Regions from separate parts of the Mus musculus genome. Here region 2 is linked to region 1. A link is a loop called in an ENCODE intact Hi-C map of the cell type or tissue named here. Cell type or tissue: heart. All regions are shown on one strand.

What was found. Hi-C counts contacts between places; a loop is a spot of excess contacts. Peaks named below come from ENCODE experiments on the same cell type or tissue, not always from the same donor. Only the 100,000 strongest peaks of a DNase experiment are listed, where the experiment ranks them.
Region 2: it touches region 1 in a loop (2.4-fold over the local background); 2 of 42 quality-filtered maps call a loop at or near these places.

What each region holds. Positions count from the first base shown.
Region 1 is chr9:59,719,843-59,727,842 of GRCm38, reverse strand. No RefSeq gene overlaps it. Among named protein-coding and RNA genes, the nearest start is that of Senp8, 27 kb to the left of the region's middle. In heart, a CTCF peak has its summit at 4,566 (motif pointing left); a DNase peak (open chromatin) is centred at 4,392; H3K4me3 peaks cover 242 bases; H3K27ac peaks cover 808 bases.
Region 2 is chr9:59,807,666-59,815,665 of GRCm38, reverse strand. Myo9a (myosin IXa) reads right to left here. Exons shown (of 44, transcript NM_173018.2): 9 at 6,178-6,267; 10 at 3,648-3,764; 11 at 288-422. Among named protein-coding and RNA genes, the nearest start is that of Myo9a, 60 kb to the right of the region's middle. In heart, no CTCF peak of the experiment used is centred here; no DNase peak of the experiment used is centred here.

The DNA of each region.
Region 1 (8,000 bases):
GTTGAACACTCCTCATCCTTGCCTGCACTTTGACTCCATGGACTATTCACAGAAACCACGAAAGCAGAAAGGCTACAGAAAGCCAAGGACCAGGAGACAGCGGACAGGCATAGTCTGACCCAGGAAGTCAGAAGCAGTCTTGGAGAGCCTTGGTAGATTGAGAAGTCAGGGCTTCCTGCCACAACAGGAATGGGTCTCAGGAGTCACGTGTAAGCTGGATGTGATGGTGCATTTCTGTGATCCCATCATGTAGGATACTGAGACAGGAGAACTGAAAGCCCAAGACAGCCTGACCATGTAGCAAGACTTTGTCTCAGAAAATCAAAGAAAAGGAAGAGGGACAGAAGGAAAGGATGGGGAGGGGTGAGAAAGGAAGAGGGAGAGAGGGCAGGGGTGGGAAGGGGTGAGAAAGGAAGAGGGAGGGAGGGCAGGGGTGGGGAGGGGTGAGAAAGGAAGAGGGAGGGAGGGCAGGGGTGGGGAGGGGTGAGAAAGGAAGAGGGAAAGAGGGCAGAGGTGGGGAGGGGTGAGAAAGGAAGAGGGAGGGAGGGCAAGGGTGGGTAGGGGTGAGAAAGGAAGAGGGAGAGAGGGCAGGGGTGGGGAGGGGTGAGAAAGAAAGAGGGAGGGAGGGCAGGGGTGGGGAGGGGTGAGAAAGGAAGAGGGAGAGAGGGCAGAGGTAGGGAGGGGTGAGAAAGGAAGAGGGAGGGAGGGCAGGGGTGGGGAGGGGTGAGAAAGGAAGAACTGACTGTGAGTAGTAAAATATTGTAAGTCCCAGACTGGAAACTTATTGGTCACTTCCAAATTAAAAAAACAAACAAACAAACAAACAACAACAACAACAAAAAAAACCACGAGTGAACCCTGATATTGTGCACATGCCTGTAAATCTTGTAATCACAACTTAAAGGCCAGCCTAGGCTACACAGTGAGTGAGTTCCAGGACAGCCTAGGCTACACAGTGAGTTCCAGGACAGCCTAGGCTACAAAATAAAAGCTAATTTAATTATTTTTTATTTTAGTTTTTTTGAGACAAGGTTTCTCTGTGTAGATCTGGCTGTCCTGGAACTCACTCTGTAGATGAGGCTGGCCTTGAATTCAGAGATCTGCCTACTTCTGCCTCCCAAGTGCAGGGATTAAAGATCACCATCACCATCTAGCCATAAGAACCCATCCAACGACAACAACAAAAGCATTTGTTGAAAGAGAGCAGTAAAATTTGTTTTACTAGATTTGTTAGCATTAGACCTCGTCTCTGTGCCAGTGTTTGGCAATTAGCTGTCAGGACAGCAAGCCCTTCTGGCTCTCCCCTGCCTCCCCAGGTGCTGCCCAGTTTCCTTGGCCACTTCCTCCAGCTCTGTGTGATCTCTCAGTGACTCCTGCATCAGTCCCTGCTCTGTTAACATGTCCATTCCCTTGACATATTCCTATGGCTGGCCAGGGTATGGTGGCTCACAACAGTAATACCAGCACTTGGGAGGCTGAGGCAGAGGGATTGCCATGACTCAAAATAATCTAGGCAACTCAATAGTGAGTTTCAAGATAGCTGGTTACAGAGTGAAACCTTGTCTCAAAAACAAAAACAAAACAAAACAACAAAAACAAAATACTTGAGAGGCAGAAGAAGACAGACCTCTGTGAGTTCCAGGTCAGTCAGTGGTACATAGTGAGACTCTTGTCTCCTAAATAAAAATCCACAAAAGATAGCTCTAGGCTTCTCCCCTACACTCAGGCTTCCTAACCCATCACTCATTTAATATCCCCACTTGGCTAAAAAGTGTCTCGGATTTAGCATGTTCAATATTGTAACGTTTTCTAATACGTATGTATTTATTTAATCAGTAGGGGTGCAGTCAGATGTCAACTCAAGGCGTGGGTGCTCTCCTTCCACGCTTGGGTCCCTGTGGTTTAACTCAGGCTTGGCAATCTTTGCCCACTGAGCCATCTCACCTGCCTCAAACACTACATTTCCAATCTGTCTCTCTATTCTTTCGAGCCAGAGCCATAAATCTTGAAGTCATTAAGTTCTGCTCTGGTTTGACCAGCGCTCTTGCTTTCACATTCAGAACACATGCAAGATCGGCCTATTCTGCCTCTCTCCACTTTTAGTCAGATTGGCCATTCCTCAGTCAAAGTGGCCCTTGCGTAAGACGGCTTGCGGGTAGATCGGCTGGGAAGTGAATCCTGCTTTCAGCTACTCTCTTATCTCCGGGACAGTATCTATCACATCTGTCTGTTCGGAAATGTTCTGATGTTCAGAACAACCTACTTCTGAAACCTCTTAGGCCCGGAAATTCCTTAGCATCCACAGATTTCCTGTGGCAAAGAGATGATGTTGCTTATCAGCTATTCCAAAAGTCAATAGACTTGATCAGAGTGCTGAGAAAATACCTGCTGAGCTGGGTGTTGTAGCTCAGGGGCTGGGTGTATATTCAGCAGTATAGCACAAGACCCTGGGTTCACTCTCCAGCACCACACACACACACACACACACACACACACACACACACACCAGCAGCGGCAACAATAAATTTAAAAGCCTGACAATTTAATTCCCTCGCATCCAGATTAGTGATTTTTAGTTGGAGACAGTTTTGTCCTCTCTACAAGAGACACTTGGAAATGTTAGGGGGGTTTGGATTGTCACAATCAGGGATAAGAGGTACATCAGCATCAAGTGGGCAGAAGCCAGGGATATGTCTAAGCATCTTACCTAGGACAACCCCCATAATGAAGAATTATCCAACCCCAAACACAAGTGCTACTGACACTGGGGAACATGATCTAGACTCTCCACATGGTCATAGATAAAAGGCCAAGAAGCGATTGATCTAGACTATTCTGAGACTTGTAAAACCACCAGCTTATTCATCATTCCGAAACTGCAGTCATTCCCGTAGCTTGGAGAGACTGGAGGAAGTCTCGGTCTTCACTGCAGCATTGGATCCTCGGAGCTTTTGCGGGAGCCCTGCCTTCCTTCTCAACTCCATCCTTTTCTGCCCTTGCCCCACAAGCACATGACTCTCCTCTCATCCAAATCTCACTCAGGCTTTGAAGCCCACACATGCTGCACACTTATCCACTGACTCAGTCTTACCCATAAGCCCCAAAGTTAGCTGATGCCTCTGGCTTGCCCCTCACTAGACTCCCTGAAGGGGACCCATGTCATATCTCAGACTTAATCAGCCTTAGTACTGACAGTCAAGTGTGAAAGCTCTGTGGCTGTCTTAAGAGTCAAATGAGGTGCTGAGCATAAAAGCACATTGTATAGGCCTGCTGTTCAAAACATGATAGTCAGTACCCTAGTATCTATAGAAGCATACACTCAGGAGCTAAATAAACCGCTCACATGTAGTTAACGTGTTGGAGAGAGCAAGGCATTCCGATTAGTCTGCTATTGGAACTAGCAGGAAAGAAAAAGTTCCATCAGAAATCCTACACCAATTAATACGCCTTCACGCTCCACTGAATCCAGGAGCAGTGGGTGTCACATTTTCCCAAAGCGGTGCCCAAGCCAACCTTTCTGCTTTTAGCAAGTTAATGAACAGCTTGTGAGTAACTCTTGGCCCACTCCAGCCCAATTTAGAAGGCTGCCAAGGGGATAAGATATCAATATGACACAGCCTCTGCTCTGCTGGGGACCCAGCTCTGTAGTGTTCCCCTCTTCCCCCACCCAAGTGCTTCTGTGTTCAGTCACAGGAGAGTCTGAGGCCCTTACACCAGTGGGACGAGGCTTCACCCAGGCCTGGCCTTTCCCCCAGGCAGAAGAGAGAGCCTTGTCCGAGATCCTTCGAGAAAAGCAAGTGGGGGCATCACATTCCAAGCAGCTCCAGGTTTGGCTGGGAGCCAGGTGCTGAGAGCCAAACAAGAAGGAACACATTCCAGGGAGTCAGGGAGCCCTGCTCACATGAGGGGCCCAGTAAGCAGGGCCCCCGCTGGGCACCAGGTGCTGCTCATCTGGAGATCAGTCATGCAAGGGGAAGGACTCCAGTTTCTCTGGTTATGGATTCAGAGGCTTAAATGCCTCCCACTCTCACACACCGTTGGTGGACAAAGCATATGTAACAGTCACATGTCAAACCACCCTAAGTAAAGTAGAAGAAGGAGGGTGCTGTTGACATCTTGGTTCACACCCAACTGGAGCCAAATTTCTTTCATTCAGTACCCAAAGAGAGGATGCTATTAACAACAAGAGTGGATGGAAGCAGGGAGCCTGAGTTCTATGTCCTTAGGAACTCAGCTCCCCACCCTTGGAGCTCCACCCATGCTGTTCAGACAACACCTGCTCTTCACATCAACCAGCCAGCCTTCTTGGCAGCCAAACCTTTAGAAGATCTAGAGGACCCGTGGAAGTGCTTGCCGGCCTTTCTCCATGCCGGGAGCAGGCAGGCAGGAGGCGATGATCGGGCAGAGGGTTGAGCTATTTCTACTGGGGGAAGATGGCCCCATCGCCTGCCTGAAGAGTCTGTTCTTCCATTACAAACCAGAAGCCTGGGCCAGATTTCACCCAGCAAGGAGATAAACTGGGAGGGACTTTCAATGAGAATGACGTCCTCTTGCTGCACTTTGCTGCCACCTAGTGGGATATTAGTGTTCTCTCTCCCTCTTGCCGGAGCATTGAGGTGGTCTTCAGGCAAACGTCCTGGAAGTAATTTCTCTTAATCATATCTTACTTCTGTGGCAGAACAGCTGTGGGGAGCTCATCTACTTGGCCACGTGGCAAGTGTCCTAGAGACACAGACACAGTAATCATTTGCGAGGGTTGTACTGGCTGCGTGGGCACCTGAGGTGAGATTGATTCTATCTATCTATCTATCTATCTATCTATCTATCTATCTATCTATCTATCTATCTATCTATCTATCTAGATATCTATCTAGATATCTATCTAGATATCTATCTAGATATCTATCTAGATATCTATCTATCTAGATATTTATTTATTTTGTTTTTTCCAGACAGGATTTCTGTGTGTAGCCCTGGCTGTCCTGGAACTCATTTTGTAGACCAGCCTGACCTCAAACTCAGAAATCCACCTGCCTCTGCCTCCTAAGTGATGGGATTAAAGGCGAGTGCTACCACTGCTTGGCTGAGAGGTGAGATTCTTAGTCTCATGATATCTTGGCTAGGCTGAGATGCACCCCTCGCTCTTGAGACCTCTTTCCACTAGAGTCCCTCTCCCTCTGGGACCCACGTCCCCTCTACTCAAGCACTGCCACAGATCTTCATCTTGTGATTTGTGCCAGTAAGATTAGTTCACTTGACACAAACTGAGAAAGCTAGGATTGTGTGCCCTGTCTGTGATGCTGCTGTGTCCAGGGATGCGAGGTGGGAGTGTGGTCTGCAGAGGTTTCTTGGACTTTCCCTGGGTTCTTCAGAAGTCTGCAACTGATCAGCCATATTTTCCAGTTATAGCCAAATGTTTATTTCTTCTAGTCCCAGAAAGCGCTTGGCTTCAGCAACTACTGAACAACCTACATTCAACTCTTTTGTGGTGATTTGAGAAGGAATGGCCCCATAGATTCATGTGTTTGAATGCTTGACCATTGGCACTATTAGGGAGCGTGGCCTTACTGGAGGAAGTGTGTCACTATAGGGGGGACAGGCTTGGAGGTCTTAAATGCTCAAACCATGCCCGGTGTGGCACACAGTTCCCTTCTGCTGCCTGAGGATCAAGATGTAGCATGCTCAGCTCTCTAACAACATGTCTGCCTGCATGATTCCTACTGTGATGATAATGGACTACACTTCTGAAACTATAAGTTTTCCTTTATGAGGGTTGAGGTGGTGGTCATGGTGTTGCTTTGTAGCAATAAAACATACTAAGACAGTATCCCAAAATGAAATTACTCTGTTATCTATTTTTAATTTTTCAGTTTAGGTAAAAATCATTCATATTGTCACAGCCTTCCTTCCTTCCTCCCTCCCTCCCTCCTTCCCTCCCTCCCTTCCTTCCTTCCCTTGGTGCTGGGAAGGAGTGCAGGGCCTTGCAAGCCATGCCTGTGTTTTCCTCGCCTCAGCAACACCCATGATCTTCTGTTTGGCAGCACCTCCTAACCATCGTGACAGCCTCTCCATGGGGTTTAACAGGGGTAGAAATGCTGACCACTTTTTATTGGTTATTGACTATTTTCTAAAAATCCTTTGCTTATTTTACCATTGGGTTATCTGTTGTTTGTTTGGTGGTGGTGGTGGTTTTATTGTTGTTTTTGTTGTGATGATGGTGTGAAGTGGAAATTTTTGGTTTCTTTACAGACTCAGTTGTGTTTTGTGATTTTTTTCTGGAAACTGTTGTATGAGAGGATGTTTTGCTGAGGCAGACACATGAGAGGACATGTGATGTTTGGAAGGAGTATAAGTAGAACCCGACAGTGGAGGATGCCTGTTGATTCACCTCGCAACACTTTGCTGGTCTTTGCTGATCGTCACTTGCCATGACTTTGTAGAGAGAAAAGTGCCAAGGAACTTCTTGTGTCATTCCAGCTGCTTCTTGTGGCTTCCACAGATTCTGCCGATTCAGCAGAACCTCCAATTTTTTCTGGATCAAGCCATGGCTATTGATTTGTGTTTGGTGTTTGCCGATAAGACTGGATTGCCACTACTGATTTGTGTTTGGAATCACCCCAAAGAACTGCTTCTAAACAGGTCCACATCCCCTGTTTTCATATTAATCTTTCTTCTCCCCTACTTTTGGTCAGTGGGCTGGAAGGGAGGTTGAAGCATTTAAGAACCCTTATTAAATAGGTTTTGATAAACCTAAGCCTACAGTGAAGGGTTTTTTGGGAGGCGGGGGGTTGGTTTGTTATTGATGTTGTTTGTTTGTCTTAGATAGGGTTTCTCTGTGTAGTCCTGGCTGTCCTAGAACTCACTCTGTACACTAGGCTGTCCTGGAACTTACAGAGATCCCTCTGCCTCTGTCTTCTGAGTAGAGGGATTAAAGGTGTGTGCCACCACTATGGTCATTTGTTTTTTTGCTGTTCACTTCTCTAGCTAGCCTCTTTAGATTTAGTTTTATTTTAAAATAAAAAATTGTATTATTGTTGTTGTATATGGTGTGTGGGGCAGAGCCCCAACAGCCATGATTATTTTTTTCTCTCAGCCTGTTTATATCTTCTTAGACAAAAGTTCTTTATAAAATTACCTCACAGATAAAATATTACACAAAAAGAAGTTACAGAGGATGCTGACACTAAGTTCAGGGCAGTGTTTTATTCCATAAGCTCATTATAAGTTCAAAGCAACAGTTTCCAAATGGCCTGCTTTATCGTGGTGCACACCTGTGGCCAAGTTTACCTTTTTAAAATTAAAACTTTGTTTATTTACTTATTTTTGCAAATTCATGTGTATGAATGTGGATGAGCATGGCTGTGAGATATCATGGAGAGCAGAGGACAGCCTTGGGATCAGATCTTGCATCCCATCTTGTCTGAGACAGGGTTGCTTTGGGGGGGGACACCCTGGCATGCATGTGAGGATGAAGGACAAAGCTCAATATCAGATGTCTTCCTGGACTCTCTATCTTTAAAAGAATTGTGTGTGTTTGTGTGCGCAGAAGTGTGGGTGTGCATGTGTGTGAGCCTGTGCCTGTGCCTGTGCCTGTGCCTGTGCCTGTGCGTGTGTGTGTGTGTGTGTGTAGGGGGTTGTTTAAGCCAGAGCCCAAGCATATGTGTGCTGGTGCTCTTGGAGGCCAAAAGAGGGCATCAGATACCCTGGAATTCGAGTTACAGATTGTTGTGAGCTGTGTGTTGTCGAGTCTGGGAACCCAACCTGGGTCCTCTGCAAAAGGAGTAAGTGGTCTTAAGCCCTGAGCCATTTCTTCAGTCTTCCACCTTATTTTTTAAGACATGGTCTCTGTAAATCTAGAGTTCATTGACTTGACTAGGCTGGCTGTTCTGTGAGATCCAGAGACTATCTATCTGTTTTCCTCCATGCTAGGTTACCAGATGAGTACCCCAGCCTTGACATGATTCCTGGGAATCTGAACTCAGGTTCTATGTTTACATGCT
Region 2 (8,000 bases), 88 kb before region 1:
GTGACCACACTCGATAGCAACAGATATACAACACCCTTAAAAAGGGTGCATTAAAAAAGATGCATGATTCATCCAAAGATACATGTAAACAAACACAAATTAACAGATACATCTGGCAACTATTAAAAAAAATCTGTATAATATAGCTGAAAAGCTCTGCTCTGATTTGTCATTTCCTTATAGTGATATGACCATGCACTGTCTGAATCAAAATGCAGGCTAGAAAACAGTTATGAAATTGATTCAAAAGTTTAAGCAGGAGGGTAACTATATATTTAGATACTCACTTGCTCCAACTTAAAGATATGCTGATTAAAGTAGTGCTGTAAACGTTCATTAGCAAAATTAATACAGAACTGTTCAAAACTATTGTTTTCATAATCTTCAAACCCAAAAATATCAAGAACACCAATGGACAAAGTCTGTAAGACAAGAGAAATTTAATTTAAAAACAAGTCTCAAATTTACTTATATTACAAGTAGTAAAATACTCCTTTCTGTAACAGTTCTGGTTCTGTCCAGTATTCAAATAATCACTGATGTAAATCACCAGGTAAAACTACTGTAATAGGAAAATATACTTCATTCTAATTTTGGGGTTAGAGAGATGGCTCAGTGATTAAGAAAACATACTGCTTTTGCAAAGGACCCACATTCTTCTCCCTGAACCCACATCAGGTAATAGAAAAATCATAGTGACTACAGCTTCAGGGAATCTGATACCTCTGGCATTTGTGGTATTGAATACACACATGCATGCGCACACATACACGCACGCGCACGCACAAACGCATGCATGTATAACTAAAAAATAATTCTTAAATTTAGAAATATTAACTGCAATGATACCTATATAATTTATTAGAAATATTTTGTTTTTTGTTTCTTTTTTTGTTTTTTTTCCAATTTTTTATTAGGTATTTACTCATTTACATTAAATATAAGGATATTTATTAATCACTGGACTTAAAACTGAGTGGATTTTTAGGAAAACTGACTTGTGACAGATGGTTAAACATGTAAAATGGCAATCAGAGCAAATTTTATTTTCCTGTTACAGTGGTTATCATATGATAATTTACATCAGTGTTTAACAGCTTTTCTCAAATTTTAAAATAACAATTAGTTATCAAGAACTGATTAAAGAGATTAGATTTTTAGTAGTAAAGGGGATGAGGGAGGCATCACCTTAACTCATCAATAGCAGTGTAGTTGATATTCTTAATTATCTAAGAACTCATAATTTAGGGTCTTAAGGTTAAAAGGCAAATTAACTTGAAGTAAGCTTTGTTTCCATTGTAAGGATTTCTTTAATAAGACAAATTTGAATATATGTAATTTCTGCACTACTTTGGAAAGGGTGAATGAGCTATTATCTTAAATTGAGAGAGTCAAGAAATCCCAAATAAACTGAAACATTCTTAAGTCCTATGATAGAACAGAAACAACAGGTTATGAGAAAATCAAAAGGTTACATAAGTCAAAGATCAGCAAGATAAAATTATTTTTAGTTATAACAAGAAAACTATGCAATTCTTAATTTGGTATCAATAACGATTAATTTTGCAATCAGCATTAAATTAGGTATACAAGATAGCTCAGCAGGTAAAGACACGTGACTCCAAACCTGACAACCTAAATTCTAGCTGCAGAATCCACCTCATGGAAAGAGAGAACTGACTCCCAGTTGTCCTCTGACCTCCAGACAGATACAAACAATCAAATAATCAATCAATGTAAAGAAAGGAAAAACAAAACACTCTAGAATCAGAGGCAAGAGGAATGTGAGTCAAAGCCAGCATGAGCATTATAGGGATGCTGGGTCAAAAAATGAGTAACGTTGAAAACCACCATTAGCTCTGAAAGGGAATTAACTCCCCACACCCCACTGGTACTAACAGACACAGTAAGCAAACTATTATGATGAACATGCAGGACATTTTGAAAATGTATCAAGAGAGATTTACTTAGTTGGGGCTACTGAAAAATCTAGATATATAGAAGGAAATAATGTCCTTCACAAGTAAGTTCACTGAATAATAAGACTGAGATTTAATTTTATAACTATGGAACTACTTGAACTATAAAAAAAAATAAGAATAGGGGCTGAAAAAATAACTTAGAGGTTAAGAGCACCAACTGCTCTTCTAGAGGCCTTAAGTTCAGTTCCCAGCAACCACATGGTGGCTCACAACATCTGTAATGATTTCCAGTGTCCTCCTCTGATTTGTCTGAAGACAGTGACCTTGTATTCACAGACATAAGATAAATAAATAAATCTTTTCAAAAATATAAAAAATTTTTCCTTGAGTCAGTAGGAGTAAACAATAAAAATAACATTTTAAGCAGATTAAGCAAACTGGACACTAATGGCTATTAAAAATTAAAATGGACCTGAAATTATTAAAACTATATGTATGTAACCCATCACATTAAAATAAAATCCAGAGACGGTGTGGTAGCATATACCTATAATTCCATCACTCACGAGGAAGAAGCAGGAGAATGGTCAAGTCATACCTAAGCTGCAATATCTTGCCTTAAAAATGCAAACAAACAAAAGGCAGGGCATGGGACACATGCCTTTACTCCCAGAACACAACAGGCAAAAACAGGTAGATCTGTTAGTTTGAGACCAGTCAGGCATACATAGTGAGCTCCAGGACATCCAAGGCTATGTAGACAGACCCTATTTCAAAAAGTAACAAAAACAAAACAAAAGTTCCAATTTAAAAAAATTCTAAAAGCATAATACTAAATATTTTATAAACTTGGGCTGGAAGAAACCTTCTTATAAGTAAATGTGTAAGTGAAAGATGATAAAAGAATGACAGAATGGATGAACAGAAACTTACAGCATGAGTAAATATTTTAAAAGTACTTAAGAGAGAAAACAGTATGCATCAAACTAAATCTCCAAAATGTTCACAATAGCTCCTAAGAAAGAAAAAAGTAGAAAGATAAAATTCAACCGAGATATAAATAAATAATACAGAGGAGAAACAAGATTAAGAAAAACATAACAAGTGTTTGACTTTCATTCCCAAAAAGCAGGGCAACAAATGAGACAGAAGGATAGTTTCTCTCATTAGCCCATCTAAGGTAAAAATCACACTAACTGTTACAATTACACACACACACACACACACACACACACACACACACTCCAGACAGGATTTCTCTGTGTAACCCTCACTGTCCTGGAACTCTCTCTGTCAGTCGACCTGCTGGCTGTCCTCAAACCCAGACATCCACCTGCCTCTGTCTCCCAAGTACTGGGATTAATGGTGTGAACCATCATGCCCAGCTAGTATTACACAATTATTAAAATATATAATGATATAGTCCAAGAAATCTTATGTTAAAATGTATTTTTACAGAAATCTATTTGAAGAGTTTTTATATGGAAAGCAAACACTAAAACAATACAAAATCTGATTTTGTTTCTATTTCTACTTTTAATATACAACTCTGTGTATAATGTTCATAGCATGTAAATATGTGCAAAGACACACAAAATGGTTAACCTGAATAGAAAAATAAATAACTAAGTTGATACAACTACATAATTCTATCCCTTAAAAGTTCAAGTACTCACCAGTTTATTAAATAGTCTTCAGGTAAAATATAATACAACAGATCTTTACCTTAGTATCTTGTTCCAAATCTTTACTATTCAGAAGTGCATGATTAATACGAAACACTATCCAGTCAAACAGAGCACTATATAAAGACTTAGCCATGGAGTTTCTCACTGTCACAGCCTACAAAACACAAAGAGAATCATAAGTGCAAAGTAGAATGGTAATAATTTCAATAAGATACAGTAACAGAGGCTAAAGAGATGGCTCAGAGGTTAAGAGCACTGGCTGGCTCTTCCAGAGGTCCTGAGTTCAATTCCCAGCTATCACACGGTAGCTCACAACCATGTATAATGGGATCTGATGCCTTCTTCTGTCATGTAGTCATGACAGTATACAATAGAGCACTCATATATATAAACAAATAAATCTTAAAATTAAAAAAAAATCCACACACACCAAACTACCAAATTAGTCTATACTTATAGCCCTGTAACTTCTACCTCATGCTATACTCTCTAGTCATTCCATATGCTATGCAGTCTGGCCTACCATATCCATTTCTACCATGTCTCCCATTATTTAAGTCATTACTCAGTCTTACTGGTCATTTCAAATGACATTTGTTTTTCCTTTGATTAGCATGTCACCACTCTGCACAAAAAGCATCTTCTATCGTAGCTTCTGGTCTTATCTTCAGTGACTAGCATGGCCCTCAAATATCCAATTCCCTACAGACATGCTGTGCATATTTCCCTCCTGTGACAGTTAATGTTCACTACTAGCCTGACTGGACTTAAGATGACTGAGATGTTAGAAATTTACATGTCTGTATGTGTCCACAGGGGCATCTGCAGAGATAATATTATAAGAACTCTAATGGAATCAATAATTAATTCCACTGATGGATTTATGAGAAGTGGGAGAACTATAAAAGGTGCCTGGAGGGGGGAAGTGGGTCACTGGAGTGTGTCTTGGGGATTATATCTTGCCCTAATCCTTTCTTGTGATATGCACTGATTCTTAGCTGCCACGAATAGCTTTGTTCCCACCATGGATTTTGGTGAGGTTTTTTTGTTTGTTCCTTTGTTTTTTGTATTTTTAGGAAAAAAGAAAAAAGAAAAACAAAGAATTTAGTAAGAAACAAAAAGGATGTTAAATAAACTTTAAAAGACTGGCCAGCAGTTAAAAAAAAAAAAAAAAGGAAATAAGACAAAGTATGCTGAGCAGAAAATGACTAAGGAAAAATAATAAGGAAGAAGAAATAACCGCTGGGGTGAAATATTGCTCTCAATTATAATTCTATCTATCATCTGTTTGCCCTACAATATTAAAATGAAATAGAATAATTAAGAGAGGCTGGGGATTTAGTTCTGTGGTAGAATACTTATCTAATATATACCAGATCCACAGTTCAATAGGATGGAAAGATAAACAAAAATTAAAATCCTTAAGAGGGACTGGAAAGACTGCTCAGCGGTTAAGAGCACTGACTCCTCTTCTAGTGGACCTGGATTCAGTTCCCAGCACCTACAAGGCAGCTCACACGTCTCTAACTCTGTATTCCATAGGCACTGCATACATACGTTACTAAGACATAAATGCAGACGAAACAACGATACGCATAAATTAATAACTATTTTTTATCAAAGAACCTTGAGGAAAAAAAATGAAAGCTTACTATTTAAAACCACACCAAGTCTCTGCTACAGAAAGGTACTCTGCAAATTACCAAAGGAGAACTGTAAACACCAAGCTGGCCACAAACCCATGGATCTACACTTGTATCCTGCCTGCAAGATATGGTAGGGCATTGTTGGCACAAAGCTTGTGGGGTTAACCAATATTTGATTTGACTTAACACCTACTCCACAACATGGAATCCATACCTAACCCTGCATGAATGAACAAGAACTAGAAATCCCAGGAACCTAGGGTAAACCAAATATACTGGTCTTAAAACAAACAAACAAACAAACAAACAAAAAAACCCAAAAAATCAGCCATCATCAGTGTTTCCTTCTGCAGCAGATGGAAATAAATACAGAGACCCACAGCCAGACACAAAGTGAGAGACCTTGGAACACTGAGCCCTAAATGAGATGTCTTCATCAAATCCCTCCCCGTGGAAAAGGAGGCAGAAATACTGTAAGAGCCAATGGGAATGAAGAAAAGAAGGTTCTCTAAATCAGTATGAGCAAAGCACACATGAAACTCAGAGACGGAAGCAGCATACACAGGGCCTGTACCAGGTCTTCTATGGTCTTCAAATTTGTGTTTTTATTGGACTCTTAAGTATGCAAATGAGTGGGTCTCTGATTTTTAAGCCTTCTCTTGGACTCTTTTCTTGCTGCTGGCTTGTCACTTCAATGTGACAATTTTTGTTTTGTCTTATTACATTTTAATATGTAAGTAAATATAAAGCCACGCAAAATTTTAAGCTTTCAAATGTATGGGAAATTCAGTTTTCCTAGAAAATATTTTAATTAATACATTTTACCTAATGTCAGCTTCACTTTTAAAAAGGGGAAAGGAAAACCCCCTAGAAACTCTATTCTAGAATATTCAAAATACTTTGTGCACAAGAAAATCATACCTCTGCCAGTTTATATGGTAAAATAAGCTTTTCTCCCACTGTCACCGTCTTCCTTGTAACTAATGCTTCAAATAGCATCTCTTCTTTAACCTAGAAAGCAGAATAATATATTCAACATGTAAGATTTATGAGAGAAAACGACTTATATTGAAAAGCTAAGTAAAAAAAAAAAAAACTTTAATGAAAGTTAGAAATATGCAATCAATATAAAGAAATGCAAAGAAAATACATAGGCAATCCTAATAATGACTAAAGTAGAATTTAAGCATATCACTAATCCATAATTCCTCTACCTAAAATAGATAAAAGGGTAACAAATGGTATCTTTTCAATGCATGCTTCCAAGTGAGTATTTAACTCTAGAGAGCTTGTCTAGCCTGTAAAAGGTCATGAGTTCTCACCAGAATCACAGACAGCTATCACATACACATATGTTTGTATGTATGTATGTATGTATGTATGTATGTATGTATGTAACTACACACATGCTTTTCTAGACTTCACAATCTAATGAATAGAAAGACTAAAGGATAGGAGCACTCCTTAAATTTGAGGAATACTCCGAGTACATATGTTCCAGAAATATATTTTTAAATATGAATATTATACTTTGAGATAGAGATGACTCTTTGTTTTTACTCTTACCACAGAAGTCAATACTATCCTGTTTATTTATGACAGGGGCTCACTTTGTAGCCTAGACTGGTTTAAACTCCTGAGTGCTGGGGTTCCAAGCATGTACCATCAACACCTGACTGAATTATTTAAAAAATGAATAAAAAGGGGGACTGGTGATCAGTGGTTAAAAACTTGTTCTTGCAGAGGATAAGGTTTCAGTTCTGATTGCCCATGTAATGGCTCACAACCATCATAATTCCAGTTCCAAATATTTTGACATCTTCTTGTAAACTTCTTGGTCAATCAAGCACACATGTGGCACACATATGTACATACAAGCAAAATACTTATACACATAAAATAATTTTCAGTACAAAATATTTGCTGTGTATGTGTGCAGGGTGTGTGAGTGAATGTGTATATGTATACAGGTGCTATAGAAGACAGGAATCAATATTAATTAATTAATTAATAAGACAGGAATCAATATTAGGCTTATTTCTGCCCATCATAAAATAATTTTCAGTACAAAATATTTGCTGTGTATGTGTGCAGGGTGTGTGAGTGGATGTGTATATGTATACAGGTGCTATAGAAGACAGGAATCAATATTAATTAATTAATTAATAAGACAGGAATCAATATTAGGCTTATTTCTGCCCATCAGATTTTATTTTGTTTTGCTTTTTTGTTTTCTGAGACAGGATATCTCTATATAGCCCTGGCTGACCTGGAACTATGTAGACCAGGTTGACCTAGAACTCACAAAAGATCCATCTGCCTCTTCTTCCTGAGCACTGTGATTTAAGACATGGCCACTCTACCACATTCTACCTTATTTTTTCGGGCAAGGTCTCTCTTATGGAACCAGAGCTCACTGACTGGCTGGCTATCCTGATTGTCCAGTAAGCTCAGGATATTTGGCTTTCCTGCCATCCTCTCCCACATTTACCTGCCCAGTGCTAGCTTTACCCTAGATTCATGACAAAACCAGCTTTTCCTTGAGTATGTGTATCCAAACTCAGGTAATCATGCTTGTATAACAAGCACTTTAGCAGCTGGATCAAGGACCTCAACATAAAACCAGATACACTGAATCTAATAGAAAAGACAGTGGGAAGGAGCCTTGAACTCCTTGGCACGGGGGGGGGGGGGGGGGGAAATTTCATAAATAGAACTCCAATGGCTCATGCTCTAGGATCAAG